Linked DNA regions of Mus musculus: region 1 is linked to region 2. The links are chromatin loops, found by intact Hi-C in ENCODE. Cell type or tissue: left cerebral cortex. All regions are shown on one strand.

What was found. Peaks named below come from ENCODE experiments on the same cell type or tissue, not always from the same donor. Only the 100,000 strongest peaks of a DNase experiment are listed, where the experiment ranks them.
Region 1: a loop joins it to region 2, with 4 times the contacts of the local background. A loop is called at or near these places in 4 of 42 quality-filtered maps.

Annotation. Positions count from the first base shown.
Region 1 is chr2:114,008,121-114,016,120 of GRCm38, reverse strand. It overlaps Gjd2 (gap junction protein, delta 2), which reads left to right and starts at 2,502. Exons shown (of 2, transcript NM_010290.2): 1 at 2,502-3,057; 2 at 4,198-6,520. The coding sequence starts at 2,987. The coding sequence ends at 5,092. It overlaps A530058N18Rik (RIKEN cDNA A530058N18 gene), which reads right to left and starts at 2,556. Exons shown (of 5, transcript NR_028423.1): 1 at 2,224-2,556. In left cerebral cortex, no CTCF peak of the experiment used is centred here; DNase peaks (open chromatin) are centred at 2,670, 3,027, 3,195, 7,600 and 4 more places; H3K4me3 peaks cover 2,016 bases; H3K27ac peaks cover 642 bases.
Region 2 is chr2:114,089,458-114,097,457 of GRCm38, reverse strand. No RefSeq gene overlaps it. Among named protein-coding and RNA genes, the nearest start is that of n-TDgtc2, 9.9 kb to the left of the region's middle. In left cerebral cortex, no CTCF peak of the experiment used is centred here; DNase peaks (open chromatin) are centred at 1,916, 2,429, 3,637 and 5,721.

The DNA.
Region 1 (8,000 bases), 81 kb after region 2:
TGAGCCGGTCAGAAGCTAGGCAGATGAAATAGTGCCCCAAGGAAGGTCAGAGAGGCCCAGCTGTGCATAGATCCTCTTCATATTTAATGCAGAACAATCAAGGCAAATTACTCATTGAAAATGGAGTAGATTGAATTCAAAAGAGTAAGTGAAACACAAATGTGTTAGACAACTCATGAATGATTTCTGAAAATAAAAATAGTTAAAAGTTGGATCTTTTCTGGATTTTGTAGCCTCAACTTTTGGAATACCATTTGTGTTTTTTTTTTTTTCTATAGATTTCATTTCTATACCTTTCACATTTCTCTTGACAGGCCTTTGACCTTTGACATACAGAGGTTTGAAATGTTAGGTAATAAAATTGAAATTGATGAATATTTTAAGGTTATATTTTGTCCCATGGAAGTTTCTCAAAGTCTATAATTTTAATTTCCTGAATGTATTTTCATACAGTTTCACACAGAAACTGGGGTTGTGCTTTTTTCTATTTGTTGCAGGGCAACTGACAATTACATTTTTAATAAGTAAAATAAAAATTGTTGCTTTAAAAAATGGTGCTAAGAATAAGTTTTCATAACCTTAAAAAACAAGCTATTTAGCCCATAGATGTCTTACATTCTAGGTTCTATGTAGAAGCGTTTCGAGGTATTTATACACTAGTGATACTGGTGTGTCTTCCATTTGTATGGACACCTATTTTCAAATATAAATTGATGAATAAGAAGTCAGTCACAGGCCAGTGATTGAACTTTGCATCAGACTCACTTTAAAGCCCTAGGCATGGAAAGCGATTTTGAGTTGTACAACTTATTAGGGGACATTTAAAGGTAATTAAATAGATTGTTCTTGGTACTCTGTCATCCATTGTCTCGCTATGATTCTTTACTCCAAAAATGTCTGCCATAGCTGGAACAAATATAGGGACTCCGGGGAGTGAGGAGGAAGCCTGGGAGTGTGCATCATGCTAGAGATAAGGGAATCACCGTCCCATCTGTCAACCAACTGGAGAGATCTCTTTCTGTCTCCATTCTTGTACCTTTTTTTTTCTGCCCAGAGAGTGAAACCACCCGCACTGTAACCATGACACTGCCTTTCTATGATACACATGTCTCCATTATTTTTAGCGGATTCCTTTACTACTGTCAGTGGAGAGCTGCTTCCTTGAGCTAGCAGTGACAACCCCAAGAGACAATCTTGGGACAGGCGTGTTATGCGGCTCAAGCTTGTGTTCTGTCTGTAAGCATTATGCATGCAGAAGAGTATGTGTAGGGACCCTGGACCCTACTCTGCACCTTTCTTCCTGGCCCTTCCTCAGGGCCACGAGAGATAGATACCCAACCAACTCAGTCGTTCTAGAATCAAAAGCACATCCTGGTGTAGCTTATGTGTATGCTCCCTGTGGGTAATTAAGGCTGCATTATATTCCTAAGACCAGCTAGCAACACTTTCACAGTCATGTTCTTGAAAGGATGACAACACCTTACTCATTGTGCTTTTGGTACATTTATATGACACACTCCCAACTTTGGTGCCTCCTAAAATTGACCCTACGTTAATTAGCAGCCTGGTGTGATCGTCTCAATTTTCCTGGGACCAATTAAGTAGATGCAGTAGATGGAACTGACATCAAAATGTAAATTTTAAGACCGATTCTAGAATCTGTTCTTTGAGCTGGGGAGTGGGAGGGGGAGGCAAATGCTGAATAAGGAGAGTGGGGGTGGGGTGAGATTGTGAGCTGCTGTTTCTGCTAGATAAATACTGGGTCTTCTTAAATCCAGGCTGGACCATGCTGACCTGACTAGCGTCCTCTGCTCCCATCAGTTATGTACAAATGAAATCACGGCCTCCTTATCCGTGCTGGGAGAAATGAGCACGCATTAGGGCCCCTGGCTCGCTGCTAGGCACCTGTTTGGTGGGTAAATACTTTGTACCCAGACCTTCCTGCTCAGAACACCTTCACACCTGCATTTAGGCGTCAGCCAGCAGGGAGTCTCATTAGGTATTCCGCACCTCAGCACCTGATCCACACGCGAAAGTCGGGACCCTCTGCAGCACTCTCGCAGGCGGCTGTCCTCTCCCGGTAAGGGCTAAAAAACTCCCTTCCCCCAACTGGCACCACCATCTAGAAAAGGAATTTTAGTGGTGTCTCAGAAGGCCCAAAGCTAAAGGTAAGGGACAGACGGGGGCAAGTTAAGCCATCTATTCGGGTCCCTCATCACTCACCAATGTGTCTGTTCCTCCTGCGGGAGACTGGCGGCCAGGTGAGGTTACCTGGGCGCCTCAGAAGCCCCAAGGGGCGCTGCAGTTCTCCGTCTCCCCATCTCCGGCGCAGCGGGGGGACTCCAGACCGTCTCCTCCCCCCGCGGCGCGCGGCCGCGGCCCCTCGGGCTCCGACGCTCGGCGACAGCGGCACGCCGCGCTCTGCTCCCCTCCGCCGACCTGGCGTGACGCAGGCGGAGACTACTTAAGGGCGGATTAGAGGCGGTGGCCGCGGATTCCCCAGCCCCGCAGCTAGCTCTGCGCGCCGCAGCGCGGGAGCGCCAGGTGCCCGCTCCAGTGACAGGCGCCGGGGTCCGTGCGCGGACCCTCCCTCAGACCGCAAGATCGCGGGGACCGCGGCGCAGGCACCGGTCTCCCGCGGGCAGGAGCTCGGCCACCTGCACGCTGCCACCCAGCCCCGCCCCTCGCCGGGAGACTGCGGGAGTCCATCTGACCCCCGGACGGCACCGAGGTGCTGTCCAGCTCTTCCGCACCGCGCCAGCAGCTCCATTGGTTGGGACGCACATAGATTGCTTCCCCCACTCCCCTCTTTTAAGTGCAATAAAGGGGGAGGGCCTCGTGGATTTTTTTAAAAAACAATTTTTGTTTGCTTCTTTAATTGGGGGCAATTCGCTCCCTGTCAGGAGGTGAGGCCCGGGGAGGGGCCAGGACCAAGAACGTGCCCGGTACTGCCCAGTCTTTGTCTGCTGCCTCCGGATGCACAGCGATGGGGGAATGGACCATCTTGGAGAGGCTGCTGGAAGCCGCGGTGCAGCAGCACTCCACTATGATTGGGAGGTAAGGGCACCAAGCCAGCCGTCAGCGGCCCGTCGGGCGGCCCTTGGGAATACCTTCTCCTGTCTCTAACGACCCCCATATCCCCAGCCAGTCCTCTACCTCCTCCCCAACCTCTGTCCAAGTGCCAGTGTTGCCTGCATTAAGGGATTACCCGACGCCCAGTGACGCCCCCCTCCTCGTTACTCCTGATCAGCTCCCCCATACTTTCTCTATAAAGCACCACAGGGGGGAGGGGGTTCACACTTCCCTCATCAGAAAAGGACTTGTGGACTCAGTCCTGGTACCCCCCACTCTCCGGAGTCAGCGCCAATCTCCATCTGGTTCCCTAAATAGAATCTACAAGGAAGGCAGAATTGCATTTGGACAGAGAAGGGCAAGTGGGGAGATGGATTTGCTCATCACAGCAGATGCACCATTCTTTAACAGATATTTATTAAGCTAGACCATGTTCTCTGTTAAAACTTAGTGCCAGAGAGCCACACACATAGCTGGCTTCTTCTTGTGAATAATATATCTTTAAGTATATATTTATATACATATGTAGTATGTAGATATTTATTCATATTTATAGCTACCTGCAGCTACCTATTTGTTTGTAGACATGTGAATTTTGTACTCATCACCGTTTCTATAGAGGATTAAGTTCTACATGTAGAGACTAGGATATACACCCATAAAGATTAATACTCACCGCAGGTGTAGATCTTCAAACACAGATCCTCTGTTAAGGATTCTGCATGCATTTGCCAGAGTAAAGGTGCGTTTAGAGTCTCTAGACATTCTTTACATTGAGCTGGACATATATATGTATATGTGTGTGTGTATATATATATAGATATATACACACACACACACACATATCAAAAGGAAATATATGCTACAAAGGGGCCATGAACAGTGTATGAAATTGTGCAGATGTGAGATCCTTGTAATATGAAATAGTCCAAGCTTGCCAGCACCAAGCAGAAAAGGAAGATATAAAATTGCCTTCCAGACTCTCAGTTCAGTACCACTCAAGGGTGGACAGCTCCCCTGTTCAAGGACTGGTAAGCGCTGAAACAGAAAGGGAAGAAACAGGGATTTCCTATCAATGACTTAGCCTATGAGAACCTTTCTCCCCCCTCCTCTTCCTCTGTTCAGGATCCTGTTGACTGTGGTGGTGATCTTCCGGATACTCATTGTGGCCATTGTAGGGGAGACGGTGTACGATGATGAGCAGACCATGTTTGTGTGCAACACCCTACAGCCCGGCTGTAACCAGGCCTGCTATGACCGCGCCTTTCCCATCTCCCATATACGTTACTGGGTCTTCCAGATCATAATGGTGTGCACCCCCAGTCTCTGTTTTATCACCTATTCTGTGCACCAATCCGCCAAGCAGCGAGAACGCCGGTACTCTACTGTCTTCCTAGCCCTGGACAGAGACCCTGCTGAGTCTATAGGGGGACCTGGAGGAACTGGGGGTGGGGGCAGCGGAGGGAGCAAACGAGAAGATAAGAAGTTGCAAAATGCCATTGTCAATGGGGTGCTGCAGAACACAGAGACCACCAGTAAGGAGACAGAACCAGATTGCTTAGAGGTTAAAGAGCTGACTCCACATCCATCTGGGCTGCGCACAGCAGCAAGGTCCAAGCTCCGAAGACAGGAAGGTATCTCCCGCTTCTACATCATCCAAGTGGTGTTTCGAAATGCTCTGGAGATTGGGTTTCTGGTGGGCCAGTACTTTCTATATGGCTTCAGTGTTCCAGGGTTGTATGAGTGCAACCGTTACCCCTGCATCAAGGAGGTAGAATGTTATGTGTCTAGACCTACCGAGAAGACAGTCTTTCTGGTGTTCATGTTTGCTGTGAGCGGCATTTGTGTGGTGCTCAATCTGGCTGAACTTAACCATCTGGGATGGCGGAAGATCAAACTGGCTGTCCGGGGAGCCCAGGCCAAGAGGAAGTCAGTCTATGAGATACGTAACAAAGATCTGCCTCGAGTCAGTGTTCCCAATTTCGGCAGGACTCAGTCCAGTGACTCTGCCTATGTGTGAAAGGGCAGGTTTGGGGAAGGCCTGCTAGGTGGCAAGTAGCCCCAAGGCAGATAATGACTCGGGGTTTACAGGTTTGCCCTCATTCGGGTGATGCTCGCTGTGAAGGTCTAGGATACAGATATTAAGAGGTCTTCATCAACAAAGAGGAGAGGTAGAACTGTCATCACGTGTTACATCATCAGTTCTACAGAAACCATTGGGTAGAGTGACAAGATGGCTAAGCTGGACATTCTTGGGCCTTCTTCTTTTAATGGCCCTTCCTGCTCCTGATCATAGTGAACTGGCATAGCTGCCAAGCAAGAATTAGCTCTGCTGAGCTCTGTATTCTGGTGAATGGCATGAGTCAAACACTCATTGATATAAAATTTGTGACCCATCTCAGCACATACCCTTATCCTGGGCTGCAGAAAAAAAAATCCTGGAGGATATTTCTCCCCCTTCAGCATGCCCCTTTCCCAAACCCAGGATAGCATGCCAGCTTTTCTTTTTCCTTGATCTGGCCTTACATTAGCCCTAACACAGTTTATCTGCAAGCTAGAGGGAATTACGTGGGGTGCTTTTTGGAGACTAGCCAGGGCAGAGGTTTGCAGTAGAGCCCCATATGACTGGCTCTTAGTCATTAAACAAAACACAAACCTTAGGAATGTCTCAATATTTCCAATTTTTTAAAACTCAAATTGCACTGGTGCTGTTTATTAGGGGTGGGGAATGGGAGGGGGGAATTTCAACACCACTTATGAGATGGTCATTTCACTCACCGTTGAGCATGTGTTTATGAGCTTTGGGATATTTCTGCCTTCTAGATTATGGACTGTGGATAGAATTAAAAATATGTGGGTTTTTGTTTTGTTTTGTTGTTATTGTTGTTGTTGTTGAAATGGAGGGTATCTACTCAAGCCACAGAATTTCTAACTGGTAGATCTTACTATAATTTCTTACCTAATCTTGTGCTACGCAGCTGCACATCATTTTGCCATGGTTTGAACTTACCTGTGTGCTCACACCAGAGACCTTAATCAGCCCGTGTCAATCCCAACTTATTGTGTCATCAATTATTTTTTGCAATACACACACATGCACACAATTACTGGCTTAACAAACCTGGAAGTAAATATTATTGGTTAAGATATGTTTATGGATATTTATTTGAGACATATACCAAAGGTTCATAAACCTGTTGTTTGGACTGAGACAATTTTCCTCTCGTTGCTCTTATTCATTTAAGTGCCATATTCCTCCTTTCCTGCCCACTGTGCATTTAGCTGAAGCACTAGGCAAGAGTAGCATTGAGATAATATGTTTTTATGGAAGCCCTCTATTTCATTTGAATCCTTCTTCTTATGGGTTTGTTTTTGATTTAGATATGGATGTGGTATGTTATATTTGGATTTGTTTAAAATAAAGTTCTTGCCTTTTTTTGTAAACTGGGAAGAGTCTGCATTTTTCTACTTTGAGTGGAGTTCTGTTTGTTTAAATGAATGTTCAAAATGTTATACTGGACAGATATTTGGTCCAGGGTGTGAACAATAGGTGGCACATATCTGAAGATGAATAACAAAGTCCAATTAGCTGTGGGCAGATGGAGAGAAGCTGGCGACTTTTACAAATGTTTAAAAGTGAATGGTGAGGTGTTCAAGTGGCATTCCCTAACTTCTTTCTTACTTTAGCTTAATGCCCCCCTGCCTGTGTAAGTATTTTGGGGGTGATACAAATGTCAATAATACTGGGCCACTGTAACTCTGTTTAGGAGTGGGTTTTTTCTCTCTCTTTCTCACCATAGGTTGTCACAGTTGGCAGGCATGTTGTTCAACCTGGTGTCTAACAGATATCAAAGGGCATTCTCTACACTAACGCTGTCCAGTAGAATTTTTCTAGTGATGATAATTTCTCCTGTCCATGCTGTCTAACCTGGGAACAATTAGCTACATGTGGCTACTGAGATCTTAAAATGTGGCTAATGCAACTGAAGAACAGAAGCTCTGATCTGACTTAACTTTAATTGACTTACGTAGCTGTAATGGTTTACCTGCTAAAGTATCACACAGTCCTAGACTTTCTCATCAGCCATTTTTGTTGCATCTTTAAGTGGGAATGGATCTTCTCCTTACACTTCATGAGGCCTTTCTAGCCATATCATTTTATCATTCCTTATCTTTCCTATATGTGATCCTATTTCTGTAGACCAATGTTCTTTCTCTGTTCTTTAACTTTATACATGTTATAATCTTAATGAGCTCTTGGTTGGAATGGCAGGAAATGGTGTAGACTTTCCAAGGTGTTTGTTTTTCCAAAACAATGGTCACACCTTTTAACTATGACCATGTAAATGCCAATTTTAGAATGAAAATGTGTCTATTTCAATCTATAGGTTTCCATCTGCAGCATAAATAAGCGGTTGAAGATGGTTATCCTTGAGTAAAGAAACAGATTCTCCTCTGCCTTGTGTTTGGTAAGCTAAAAATGTTTTAAGACACCTCCCAGAGCTGAAGGAAGAGTGTCGCTTGAGCTCTCTTAGCATATGCTTGGGTGTGAAAGAAATGGGAATCTGTGTGGAAAACAAGGTCTGTTGTATTTATGCCTTGATGTGGGATTAGAACAGGAGTGTTTCCTGGTAGAAATGTATCCCTCATCAGTGAGCTCATCTATTGCAGTTGTTTGATGTTTCTAAACACCTGCAAGGGACAAGATCATTAACCCACATGTTAGTCACAGAGAAGAAAGCATCCTCTCCATATATAGTGTCACCCCTCAGAATGTCCTGCTTTCTATCAAATGCAGACATTTCCATGGATGGGTTAATGGTTCACATAGCTGTGTGATGGATATGACCTTAATCTCTGTTTTGTGAGAGGATGCTACTGATACATTTTACATTTCTGAGCTTTTTGGTAAGCTTCAAGTCCTTTTG
Region 2 (8,000 bases):
TAAAAAATTACTAATACTGACCATTTTGCACAAGCCAGAAGAGCACTTAAAGATAACAGTGCCATGCTTCCTGGCAAAGTGTTTGGTGGTTAGCCTTGGTAATTATGAAGCAATCATGTTAATAGATGTTTAAGGAGAATGGAACTGGAGCTGTGCTGAAGCTGAGGATGGAAATGAAGACATGTGAGACTTTTCATCCACTGGTGCTCGTTAGCATCCCAGAAGGGTTTTAATTAAGTGGATCTAGGAGCTTTGGATGCTCTAGTTTTCCTTCCTCAGAAGAAACCCTTAGCTCAGTCTTCCAGAACGAGCCTCAGATCACACCATGGTGAAGGCTGCTGGTGTGTCAACTTTACTCGGCTCTCTGCTGTTTGCCTTATTTATTTCCATGCCCAATATATACAGTGATATCTGATCCCACTATTTCTCAGAAAATGCTACCCTTAAATAATACTATGAACAGCGTGTTCCATGGTCAAACTCACTCGGGCATCAAAATTAATTATTCCCCCTTTACAGAATCACAATGCATTAGTAGCTAATTATAGGTTCAGAGAAGACCTGCTATAAAGAATCATATTTAACTTCTTCAAGCCTAGCATTTCTCAAGCTTGAGATTAGAGCAGAGGAGTTCTGCTTTTGTTTCTTTAATAAGCTACCTTATATAGCTACTTCCTCAATCTATGGCTTGGGAACCGTTATCTCTATATCAGTATGAGCTCATACTCTCCCATTAGATAATAAAACCCAAATATATTTTTCAGTGAGGAAGTCTGAGGTGAAATGGTTTGTGTAAAATGTTATAATCCAATATCATTGAGTGTCATATGGCATTACTAGCAGCATCCTGAATGTGCAGTTGTAATGAAAATTTAGCCTATGTGCCATGGCGTCTGTTTACATTTTAATTTGGAGCTCCAAATTTTCACACCACCCCTTTCCTCCTAATTCCTACCATACAGTAAAAGCTCGTGTTACCAACTTCGTTCCTTTTTCCTTAAAAAGTTTAAATTTCAAAAATGTAAGAATTAATTATTCAACTAGTAGGGTTTAGCCCAAAGAAAATTGATGGAGATTCATATAATTTCCTTCCATAAGGATTTTTAACACATAGCATGACATGCTGAAGTCTTGTGGTTGATAACTCCTCTCATGATTCACTTCTCCGACTGACTTTACACCATACTTCCTTTGTCTTGCAATCTAAGCTAAGATGATAGAGGTTTCTCTTTGGAGCTGCCTGTGTGTGTCAGGCAACAATGGCAGAAGCAACCCCAGTGGTTTGTAAATAAGAAGCCCAAGGCCTTGAGTGATTTGCTTTTAGGGCAGCACAATTAACTTGAGATCTAGGCAAATACCCCAGTATAGATGCGCTTGCTTGAGACAATTCCAAGTAGAAGAGGCAGCACTCAAGCTTTGCACGTAAGTCGACAGGACTAAAGCTTTGCTGTCAGGGTTAGCATCCCAGAGGAGCCTGGGTTACAAAGACCAGAAGGAAATAAAGCACCTGTAGAAAAGATGGTCTGATTAAATAGTGTTTATACTAATAGGTGAGTGCCAAATTAGTGTTTGTTTTGGTTTGAAACAGACATGAGCCGCACATAATGGGCAGAAACCCTACTAAGCCTTCCTCGGTGCTTCCAACATGCTAATTAATTATGTAGAAGTCATGGTCTGTTTAAGCAGTGGCAGAGCAGGTTACAAAACAAACTGAATGTGAGTTCTAGTAAGGAGGCCCTTAGCACTCACTGAGATCTATGGTTTCATCTACCCTTGTAGGTTTACTGGTTCAGCCGACAGTCAGCATTCAGTCTCAAACCCAACGCCTGTGTGTGCTGGCTGAAAAGTATGTCAGTGTGCCTTAAAGCTCCCAAGAGCTTTCTAAAACAATTCTCAGCAAGATGATCTTTCTCAGCTACAAAAATAAGTTCTGAAGCTGCTGCTGCCAATCTGTCTCCCACTCAACTTCTTCCTTTTTGAATCACTCAACTTTGGAGGAGATTGGCTCTTCCTAGATAGTTCCTGGAAGGCAACCGTAGAAGACACTAGATAAAGACCTCTGTAGCCACAATTTCCTGGACGAATGACTTACGCATGTGTAGCTCCATTTAGTTTTCAGCCTCGCTACTGATTAGAATCAAAAGGAGTGTAGGAGACCTGTCTGGTCCAAGCACTGAATAGGGTAGCCCACGTTTGCAGCAGGCATGTGTTTTCTGGCTCTTCTGACATCTGATGCCTTGAGCCTACTCCTCTTGTCTCCATGTCTCAACCTCATCTCCAAGCTTCTCTTGTGCTCCTGAAACCCTGTGCTACATCCCAGCTTCTGACAACTCTTCTTGCTTCTTTTGGAGTCTACAGATGTTAGCTCTTTTCTGGTGTTGCTGAAAATGGCATCTGTGTTTTCATCTTCTAGTTTCTCTGTGGTTTTTTGGATCATTTCCCATAGGAAAAGGACCAAATACTGACTTTGAGTGATGAAAATAGATGGCCACAATGAACTTGCTTAAAAAGAATTCAGGGGCTACACAGATGGCTCAGCAGTTAGGAATGCTTCCTGCTCTTGCAGATCACATGGCAGCTCACAACTTCCTAGAACTCCAGCTCCAGGGCATCTGATGCCCTCTTCTGGCCTCCAGGGTCACCGGCATGCAAATGATGCTCATGAACTCATACAGTCACACACACACACACACACACACACACAACACACACACACACACACACACACACACACACTAAAGAATTCTGAAGAAAGTTCTAGACACTGTTCTTTACATTTCAATATGATTTTCATATGTCACTGTAGATACAAGAAAAATGCAACACATAAAACTCCTATGTGTCACTCCCAGCAATTGAGGTTTATGAATAACCCTTTTTAAGATATGCACGTTTGTATGTTTGTGCTTACACATGTTCATGAGAGGATGTTCACATGTGTGCCTGTAGAGGTGTGGTTTGAGTGAGAATGACCCTCATAGGCTCATATTTGAATGCTTGGCTACACAGCGCGTGGAACTGTTTGGAAAGTCTTAGGGTTATGGCCCTGTTGGAGGAGGTATGTTAGTGGTAGTTAGCTTTGGGATTTCAAAAGCCCACACCATTCCCAGCAAGCTCCATCAGAAAAGTACTTTACTAACTGAGCCATTTCCCTGTCCCCAAAAAAGTGTGTACATTTTAAATCCCAGTATGATTATATATTTGTGTTGAGCATTCTGTAGCTATTGTTGGAATCATAGAACTATAAAAGTATCGTCTCTTCCTAATGAATAGATAGGCTTCTTCTGCTACTTTGTATTCTGCCTTTATTTTAAATGTTTCTTGTCATATAGTAATACACTTACACCATATTTGCCTTTCCCCTGCTGTCTTGATACCCTCCCCATGTCCTTTTGTTGGGGCTTGGATTATGAGCAGCATACCCTTCTTCAGCTAATAAATACTGCATTTCCGGCAGAAGGCAGAAGATTCCCAAGTGACCAGCAAAGTGTGCTGTGTCATTCACAGCAGAGCAGCATGAGCATCAGTGTTTGAGTCAGTTCTTCTCACTCCCTAGACCTACAGGAATGAGGACAGTGGATCGTGAGAAACATGGGAATCCCTCCGCTCTTACAGCACAGCACCAAGTCTGTCTGCTCTCTGTCCCCGAGGGAGGCATATCCTCATCCCTCTAGGTTTCCTGCTACAAATGCAGCCCTCGTGAGAAATGCCTGGGTGGAGAGCAGCTGTCTGTTACACACACACATGCACATGCTCATACACACACACACACACCACCGTGGGGAAGCGGAAGCGCAAGCAACGCGTTCAGAGGTCCTCTGTGGTCATGAGAGCATCTGTTTCTCTTTGTAATTCTGTCATTTTTTGCTCTCCTTGTTTTAAGGATGTATTATGTATATGTACAGATTTCTAATCACAATTCCTTTCCAACTAGAGTGGCGTTTATAATCAGGAAGGGGACTTAACTCTTGCAAGGTTTCTTGTCTCCCTCCAGTGCTTTACTGAGTGCTGACTTAATTCTCCCAGTTTTCCTTCGCTCACGTGCTCCCTGGCATAGCTTTTCACACTCCCTTGGATAATTCTGTATCCTTATATTTAAGCGTTTTCTTCTGAAAGCAGCCCGTGTCATCAGACAGTGTTTATATTTCAAATAGATTAGGTCACTTAACTGTAAATACTTTACTATATTTAGGTGTTTTCAATATTTCAATGTTCCCTGGTTTTCCTCTTTCCTTGTTCCCCTTGCATATATAAAGTACTTTTTTAATTTCCCCCTTTCCGTGCCTCACTGCTAACATATTCTTCTAGTTATCCCAAAGACTACTAGAGGCATTCTTGACTTACCCATTCCACTTCCCAGATAATGCTAAGTCCTTATAAAACTGACTGCATTGGCCCGCCCCCCCTTACTATCCATATAAATGTTATCTCTACAAAAATGTCCATGTTTTAATTAAAAATGTAACTATTGTTATTGCTTTCTGAGTTAATTTTCATTTCCCAACCACGCATTTGCCACACTCCTTGCTCTTCTTTTCTTCCTACACTCTGTGCACCTGACTGAAACAATTTTCTCTATGAGGAATTAAATCCCTTCATTATTTCCTGTGGCTCACGTATACTCCTGACACTGTCTGTTTTTGTATTTCTGGAGATGTCTTCCTTTCACCTTTGATGTTGAAAAGTGTTTTCACTGCATCTAGAATTCTATAGGCTTGGTTGTTATACTTTGAGTGCTGAAAAACATCATTTCAATTTTTTATCCCTTCTCTGTTTCTCCTTGGAAAAGTTGGCACCTCCTCTTCCTGGCTTCTTATAGATGTGGTCTGTTTTTATTGGCTGCTCAATGCTTCACACACCTGTCTTACACACATTGCTGCCCACCTTTGGCTCTGTTCTATGTGATGACATAACTCATTCTCCATAATTCCCATTCTGGCTTTTTTATTGATGTTCTTTGGGTTTTTTGTTTTTGTTTTTTGTTTTTGTTTTTTTAGCAAACTCTAATGCTTGGGTGACACTTGTATCTTGTCATCTATTTTCTTCACATTCTTTGGCATTTCTAGTACCTGGGTGGCCTGTCAGTATTTTTATTCTGTTCATTCTATTTTTTTCAGTCTATAGAAACATAGGTGCCTGGCATTGTATTCAAATGTTGCACGGGATGGACCCCCTTCTCTTGCCACATGGTCATCAGTCCTCTCTGTGTGGGATGGGATGGATGATCATCTGACTCTTTGGACCATCTTTGCTCATGAGAGTCAATGATTCCATTGAAGCCACGCCTTCTATATTTTAATCACTGTAATTATAAATGAATGCACATCATTCTTATTTAAACCTTATTTTAAAGTGCTTGTGAATCTAGAATCAGAGAAATCTCTGTTGGCATTTATTCTTAATTTCCACTACGGTCTATTTAATTTAGAATACAACAGGCCCTGGGCTCAGGCTTGTGGCTGACCATTGTGTGATTTATGACCAGAAAGGCCAGTCTCCTTCTAGAATGAGAAACAAACCAAGCAGACACTATTTCATCCTAATAGGATGTGTGGTCGCACAGGCATCTCTTGTCTACTCTGCTTATATAATTCAGGAGAACACTTAGCACAGTTTAACAGACTTCTTCTCAGAGAGGGCCCGGGCGTGCAGCACCCTGCCAACTTGCCCATTAGTTATGGAGAAAAACCACTTGTATTCTGAAATTGCATATCAAACCAGGCAATCACCACACAGAAATAGCCCAGTGAAAAGAAAGCGCTGCTATATTTGAAGCCTTAATCATGTGTATTTATAGACCTCGGTTTAGTTCTGTTTGAAAATTTTCACATTATACAGTAGCATTACGATTCCTAACCAACCAGAGGGTGAAAGGATGCGACGTTTGGTCTACTTAATTTTCTGAGTAAGTTAAACCTAGTCACAAAGAATTTTTCTGGTCACCCCTTCCTTACTGAATGTACTTCAAAAATTGCTTTAGTCATCTCCTACGTCTATTGCTTATTGGGGGCTGGTGCAATATGGCAGTATCACCAATTCATAACAGATCATGTAAAAACATAAGCACTAGAGAGTCCACCTATGGCATTGTCTTGGTTTGTTTCTCTATTGGTGTGATAAAATCCTGACCAAAGGTAACTTGGAGAGGAAAGGGTATGGTTGGTATATAGGTCCACCATGAAGGGAAGCCTAGGCAGGAACCTGGGGGCAGGAACTAAATGAGACCACAGAGGAATTCTACTCGCAGGCTTACACATTCAGCCATCTGTCTTACATAGCTCGGGCCCACCTGCCTGGAAGTGGCGATGCTCACTGTGTCCTGGGCCCTCCTCCGTCCATTAGCAATCCAGAAACTATCCTAACAGACATGTCCACAGCTCAGTCTGACTAGAAGCAATTGCTCAACTGAGATTCCTTCTTCCCAGGCCTAGCTAGTTTATGTCAAGTTGACTAGAGCTAACCAGTACAAGCATGCCCTCAACACTAGCTTTGAGGGTAGCCACTCTTCCCCATCTCCTCATCACTTATGCTGTCAAGGGAAGGCCCCAGTGAGCAAGCAGGGAAAAGGAGTATACTATGAGTGGGCAGCAGTGTAGGTCCTGATTCAAGACTTGGCCCAGGACATTCAAAGGAATATAGGAGATAGAAGCTGGAGAGGAGGCCAGAAAACTGGACACATATATAAACTGAGGGGTATCTTTTTTTTTTTTCTGACAGTATCCTATAGTCCAGTTCTCCTCTGAATGTTCTGAGTTCTTTATCAAACTTGTGACCTCTTCCTCAGTCCGCAAGCTCAGTTGACTTAGCATGTTTTCCTCTCTGGTATTCCCCTCTACATTACCATGGGAGCCAGTCCCATATCTGCCTGTATCTTTCTTCTCTATACATGCTCAGTGACTTCCATTGTCCAGCACTTGTACACAGGAAAACCTGGCAAAGATGGAATTCTGTGTATGCTGCCTCATGTCCACACATGCAACTGAAATTGTGGCTGGCGGGACTGTGAGAGCAAATTTGAATTTAACGATAGATAATTCTAACAGCTGCATATAACTTGTGTTACATGCAGTTAGACAACCCATCGTTTCTTTCCTTTTTTTTTTCTTTTCTTTTTAGCCTTTCAGGAAAGCTCTAATTCTTTTGTAGACAATTTCCCATGAAAGATTCATTTTATTTTAAAAATTCAGCAGTGATATTTCCATGAGAACGCTAAAGTTTGATGGTTCAGTAGAAGCTATTCATGCTTGTTTTCTTAGCCAAGGACCCACAACCTAGAGACTAAAGTCCATTTCCACTCTGGAACTGTGTTGCTCAACACATGGACAATGCCCTAGGCCTCAAACAAGGCTGAATGAGCTGATTGTTCCTAGGTACAGGGACAGACTGCAGGCATCACTGAGGACCAGGAAAAGTGCCAAGAGTTGGTCCCAGTAGGCAATGCAAAATGTCAAGTGGCATCATGTCAGAGCAAAACCAGACAGAACATGGTGTCAGGGAGGGGGAGGCAGTGTCCTACACACCAAGGTCTACGAATGAGGTGGTGGTGGCACTAGTTCTGGGACATGTGACATAGGAGTAGAGCGTTATTTAAGATTAGAGCTGCATTTCTCAACCTGTGGGTAGTGACCCTTTGGGGAGGAACTGAATGACCCTTTCACTTCATGTGAGGTCACCACAACATGAGGAACTATATTAAAGAGTTGTAGCATTAGGAAGGTTGAGAACCGCTGAATTAGAAGGAGTAGGTGTGGTCTTTATCCAAAGAACTATGTTACTGGAGGTGGGGTTTAAGATTTCAAAAGCCCACACCAACCCAAGCATTTTACTCTCTGTGTATGGATCAGGATGTACCTTTCAGCTACTGCTCCAGTGTCTACCTGAAGGCTGCCGTACTCTTCACCCTAACTGTTTACCACTCTAGTTAGTGGCATAAACCTGAGGGAGTGGGGCCTAAAAATAAGACATATTAATAGCATCTCATGCAATAGCCAACTTTATTC